2 separate regions of the Homo sapiens genome follow, and region 2 is linked to region 1. A link is a loop called in an ENCODE intact Hi-C map of the cell type or tissue named here. Cell type or tissue: K562. All regions are shown on one strand. Links, peaks and the distances in the headings refer to the core of each region. The heading gives the core; the rest is flanking DNA. Region 1 has its middle 66 kb from the start of TACR3. Region 2 overlaps CENPE (centromere protein E).

The links. Peaks named below come from ENCODE experiments on the same cell type or tissue, not always from the same donor. Only the 100,000 strongest peaks of a DNase experiment are listed, where the experiment ranks them.
Region 2: a loop joins it to region 1, with 12 times the contacts of the local background. A loop is called at or near these places in 3 of 110 quality-filtered maps.

What each region holds. Positions count from the first base shown.
Region 1 is chr4:103,784,985-103,787,901 of GRCh38, forward strand. No RefSeq gene overlaps it. Among named protein-coding and RNA genes, the nearest start is that of TACR3, 66 kb to the left of the region's middle. In K562, for the core only: a CTCF peak has its summit at 1,258 (motif pointing left); no DNase peak of the experiment used is centred there.
Region 2 is chr4:103,105,859-103,108,775 of GRCh38, forward strand. It overlaps CENPE (centromere protein E), which reads right to left. Exons shown (of 49, transcript NM_001813.3): 49 at 1-458. The coding sequence ends at 364. Among named protein-coding and RNA genes, the nearest start is that of BDH2, 7.5 kb to the left of the region's middle. In K562, for the core only: no CTCF peak of the experiment used is centred there; no DNase peak of the experiment used is centred there.

The DNA.
Region 1 (2,917 bases), core at 144-2,643:
GTGAATGCTGGCAGGAACTAGGGACTAGACATGTTCAAGAAGGCGGCTCCATCTTCCTTTCTGTTTGTCAGCCACATGTACTGTAAGGAGCAGACAAGATGGCACCGATCAACTGGAAAGCCCATTTGCATAATACTAGGGTGGGGTAACCAGCCTTCCCTGTGCACTATGTAAACATCATACCTGATCCAACCAACTGTGAGCATACACATACATAGGGTAAATCAGACACCGCCTCCTCAAACTGGACTATAAAATCTGGTGCATTTGCCACCAGCTGCTCCTTTCTGCTCAGAGACCCCTTTCTCTATAGAGAGAGCTGTTTCTCTTTCTCTTCTTTTCTGCCTATTAAACCTCCACTCCTAAACTACTCTTGTCTGTCTGTGTCTTAAATTTTCCTGGCGCATGACAATGAATCCCAGGTATATGCCCCAGACAATATTGCTGCTTCATAATGGGAACCTCGTTCGGGATACCAAGGTACAACATTCATCAAAACGGTGAGTAGAGGAGCAAACTCAAACTCTGTCCTTTCATTCTGAGGCTCTTGGCCTCCATTTTAGAACCAAATCAAACCAAATGCTGGGTTCCCTTCAGCCATTTAAAAATGATTAGCACGGCTGCTAGCCTTACAAGACTTGGGGGATAGACTTGCTATAGAGAGCATGGAGAATCCCCCAGCACCCATGGGTGGCTGGGCATATTGGCCATGTTTAAACCAGCTTCCTTACACAAGGGGCTTAGCTGTCATGTGGGGCTGGAAGAAGTCCTGAGACAACTGAGGATTTCTGGCTGGGGCTACCTCCCACTGTTATCCAAGGGCTTCTGGACTGACCCCAGCCTCTGACTGTCCTGATGGAGTGTCGGCCACAGGATCTCCAAATTTGCTATTGTAATTTCCTCCTTTCCTGTCTGTGACCATCCGTATCTCTTAACTTCTCTGTTTATGCAATGTGCGGGAAGTTTTACAGGAACGTAATCTTGTTTGACGAGATCAGGTAATATGGTAGTAACTGGGGATATAGCTCAAGGGAAGGTGGCTTTGTGATTTTCTATGAACAGAGACCCCCCACCCAACAGTGAGTACCTCTCTCTGCCCTGGAGATTACATGGCATTTCCAGGTCAATCTCTGCCCTTGGTGTGGAGATCACATGGGACTTCTAGGTCACTCTCTGCCCTTGGCCTGGAGAGCACATGACATGTCAAGGTCACTCTTCCCTTGGTCTGGAGAGCATATGGCACTTCAAGGTCAACAGTGCCACCTAGTGGAATAGGAATCTTCTCCTTGAGGCACATTGTCGGTCCTTCAACAAAACACTCTAGCTTCCCAATTCTCTCCTCTTTTTGCACCTCTCTACTAGAAACCAGGCTTCACGCTGCTTGTGTAAATGGGAAAATTTTGATTTCAACAATTAGGGGTAAAATATCCTCCAAAGCCAAATTTTAGTCTTGATACTGTCCCATCAGCAGGAAAATGGCCATTCAGTCCCTATGTTCTTTTAACGCACCTATTACGCCTCCAGTTAGAATGGTACTTAATTAGTAGGGGAATTTTAGGTTCAGAAGTTAACCAGAACCATTCTCTAAGGGTAAACGCTTTAGCATGGGCTGTAATAACAGATACAGAGCTCAAACCAGCACACTTCCTCCATTTAGGAGGGAAGTGCAACATTTGCCCTAATGTAACTGTCACATAGTGTCTCCCAAGATCTATTCTTAGGGGAGCCAGGCAGGTCACACAAGTCTAGAAAGTCAATGGGAAATCACAGGCAGAGGACTAGAGCCACTTGGGTGAGTGTGACTAATCCCAACCACATAGTTCCTCTGGTTCTATGGCTGGGATCACACCTGCAACCATGAGCAGCATATTCAACAAGGTGCTGGGACCCAGAAACCACAGAGGGAAAACAGCAGGGGGTACGCCCTCACTGTCTTCCTTTCCACCCTGGGTCACACCAAAAGGAAGGAGACTAAAGGGACTCTGTTTTCTCACTTTTCTTTATCATCTTTGGCCTGTATTCCTCTGGAGTGCCTTCTGAAGCACAAAGACTCCTTTGACTCTGAAACTTTAATTTAAAAAGTGGCTTATTTTCTTTTCTCAAGGGCATGGGCTTCTCACCCTCTTGAACCATCCAGGCCTGTGAAGGGACCCTTAATTTTAATATTATCCAACAATTAGATCTTTTCTGCAGACGGGTGGGCAAATGTTCTGAGGTACCTTACGTACAGGCTTCCGTTGCTCTGCAAGACAACCCAGACCTTTGCAAGCATTGCACAATCAACCCAGTCCTTTTAGCAATCAGATCAGGCAGGTCCAAAGGGAATGATTCCCCAAGACTAGAAAAGTAACTTCTGGGGGCACCATCTGAGGCAGCCATCGAATGTCCCAGCCCTTCCAGTCCTTCTTATCTGGGGCCACCTCCAACCATGCTTCCAGCTATTCCACCCCCACTATCTCCAAAATATCCCACTCCCCCACCTTTGCTCTTACCCCTACAGGAAATGCCCAATGAAGTTGCTGCCACTAGGGTTCAAGTTTCCTCCTCATTGCAGGACCTTAGGCAAATAAAGGGAGACTTAGGTCAATTTTCTAATGTCCCTGATAGGTGTACAAAAGCTTTCTGAAATTTACCTCAGATATTTGACCTCTCATGGAGGGCTGTTATGCTGCTCCTAAGCCAAACCCTAACTGCCACTGAAAAACAGGAACTCTGCAGGCAGCAGAGGATTTCAGAGATGAGCACTGTGTCTCCTATAGTAGGCAAAAAGGTAAGAGAGAAAATAGGGAAGGCAAAGAAATATGGGAAACACCATTTTCAATAGGAAGAGAGGCAGTACCTCTTGACAACCCTAATTGGAACACCCAGTATGTTCTATGGTGTTTTTCCTTTTTTCACAGTTTAAAATGGCACTTTT
Region 2 (2,917 bases), core at 191-2,690, 680 kb before region 1:
TACAATTTTGTTAATAAAATGATGTTTTATATTAATGTATGTATTATGCTTTGGAATATGCTAAGTCATGTAGATAACTTTACATTTCTTTCAATAACTTTATTCTTTACAAAATATACAAATAAATAAAACAATTCAACTTTTAAAAGTATTACCATATGCAAGAAGAAGGTATTGCTATCACCATTCTAAATTACCACAATGCATTCATTTCCTGTTCCCTTATCTTTCAACTCTAGTGGCAAAGTAAAGACTGAATTGAAATTAAGCTGCACTACAACATCATTACCAGGGATAGACACATAAACAAAGTCATTTCCAAATAAGGAATGCTGGATCTCCAGAGAAGTGACAAAGAGGAGTCTACTGAGTTTTGCACTCAGGCACATCCTTGCCTGAGGAGGCGTGCCAAGGACCTGGCTGAGAATCCACACTCTCTGCTCCTGCATTTTGCACCTCTGAGAAAGAAAATGAAAACAACATTCATCCTATTACAAAAATACACAAAAACCAAGCACAGCTGGAAGTGGAAAGGAGGTTAAGACAGGAGAGATGTGAAGAATGAAAAATGGCAACGTGATTCACCGTGTTTGGTCATGAAGATGGTGTATTTCACCTCAGAGTTGGAGAAGTTTACTCCCCATTTTGTCCTAAAATGAACTATTAGACAAACCATAGTTAAACTGAGAGGTAATAAAGTTTTATTTGGAATTCTTCAATTTGAAATTCAAAGTGAATCAAACACGGGCTGATTGAGTTTTCTTTTGTCCTGTTTTTCAAAATAAATGGTGTGCTAAACAAATAGTATTTTAGAGAATATTTAATCATCTTTGGAAAGCTTTCTGTGAGCCTTTAAAAAGGACTTTAGCTGCATCTATTTGCTTATAAACAATATTTATTTTACAATTATTATATTTATAAAAGTAAATCTACCATAACTGGTCTTGGCAATTACCTTAGTTTAAGGTAATTTAGATTACCTTTTATAATTAAAAGTAAAAACTCACATTTATTTTTTTAAAGACTGGTATTAATTCAAGCTGGGACTATCTCATTTAATTCTGAATTGGTCAGTTTTTGATTTATGTATTCTTCTAGGCTACTCTTTTATTTATCTAAAAACAGTACCAGAGAGATCCACATATTAAAAAAGGACTCAAACATTTTTATTTGCAGTTTGATGAATTCACATTATGCATATGCCTCTGGCACTAGCAGACAAAATCAAAAGGTGATTACAGCTGGGTGTGGTAGCTAGCATGCACCTGTAGTCCTTGATGCTTAGGAGGATTGCTTGAGCCTAGGAGTTCAAGGCCAGTTTGGGCAACATAGTGAGAGAGTTCCATGCAAGTGTTAGCTAGCCAATAGAAGGTCCTTAAATGTTTGTTAAATACTATTTAATGAAGAGAATATTTCAAACATGTTTTTATTCCAAATGTTTCTGTGCCTACCTATCTCCCTAAGAACACTTTTAGACTGTCAACTTGATCTAATTTTGATGTAGTTGATGAGAATGGATAGATTTTTTCTTAATCACAAAGTAGAGGTTTATAAACTCTGGCAAATAGTGCTCAAGGTTTTAAATGATTTGGCAACTGCCTTTCTTACTGTACAATTTTGTTGCTTTAGATTTCTACAGTTGCATAACAGGGTACCTCTGGTAGGGTAGGCAGACACACTGTCACAAAGGGCTGTGCACAGTAGATGCTATGTGGTGAGAAAGACTACAAGAAATGCCGTGTTACCGTTTCTCCTGCAAGTCCCCCCACTTCTGTGGACAACCTCCATGCAGAGCTGGGGGTGATCCTTGATACCTCCCCACTCCTTTGTTCAATCAGGTGCCTGGTGTTGCTGATTTTACTCCAAAATCTCTCCCGTCGGTCTACTTCTCTCCTTCTCTACTCCAAGTCCACACTACCATCATGTCTTGTTTAGACAACAGTCTAACTCCTGCTCCTATTATTTGCTGGTCACCTTAGAGACGAGGTGATGTTTTCAAAATGTATAACTCATGTTCTCCTGCCATTGCTTAAGATCTTTCAAAGGCTTCCTCTACACAATAAATGAAACAATTCCTTTATATAATTTATAAAAGTCCAGCATTTCTGGCTCTTATTTCTCTCTTTGGCCTCACTGACTTCACCCACACAAGCTTGTACTCACTGTGCTCTGACCACACCATATTTCTTTCAACTCTTCCCCTGGTCATGTTCCCACCTACCCTAACGCTGTTGCTGTTCCATCTGCCTGAGATGTTTTTCCCTCTGCTCTTTATTAAGATAACTCATGTTAACCTTTTAGATCTGATCTGTTTCCTTCCTCAATACTCCTCAAATACTTATTATATTTCTCATAGTCTTTTGTACTTGCACTGCTATAATTTCACTTTTTTTTTTTTTTAATCACTTGATTACTGTCTGTATCTTCCATGAGAATTAAGCTCTATGAAGGCAGGGATCATGTCTGGTTTTGCTTATCAATGTGCCACCAGGATCTAATCCTTAACACATAGTAGGGGCTCAAAACAATTTTATTGACTGAATAAATGAATAAGTAAATGATTCATCTATTATCTGGCTTGGGTAAAGTAAATATAATGCTATTGGATATTTTGGTCCATTGAATTGATAAGACTTTTCAGTAAAAGTTGCTTTTTAGGGTAGTATCTTCATGTCCTTGAGAAAGTTGCTTGTCTCTCTTTGGACGAAACTAAAGGCTTAAAGGGTAGACTAAAGACTTCACTTGGGGTAAAAGTGAATTGCACTTCACTGTGTGGGGTGCCTTGGAGAAATCAACTTTCTTACAGAGTCAGCAAATGAAGCCTGTCATTGTAGCTTACTCAACTAAATCATCTCTTATCTAAACTTGCCCTTTGGGATCACATATTAATGATAAGTTCCAACTGTTACCCTCTGAT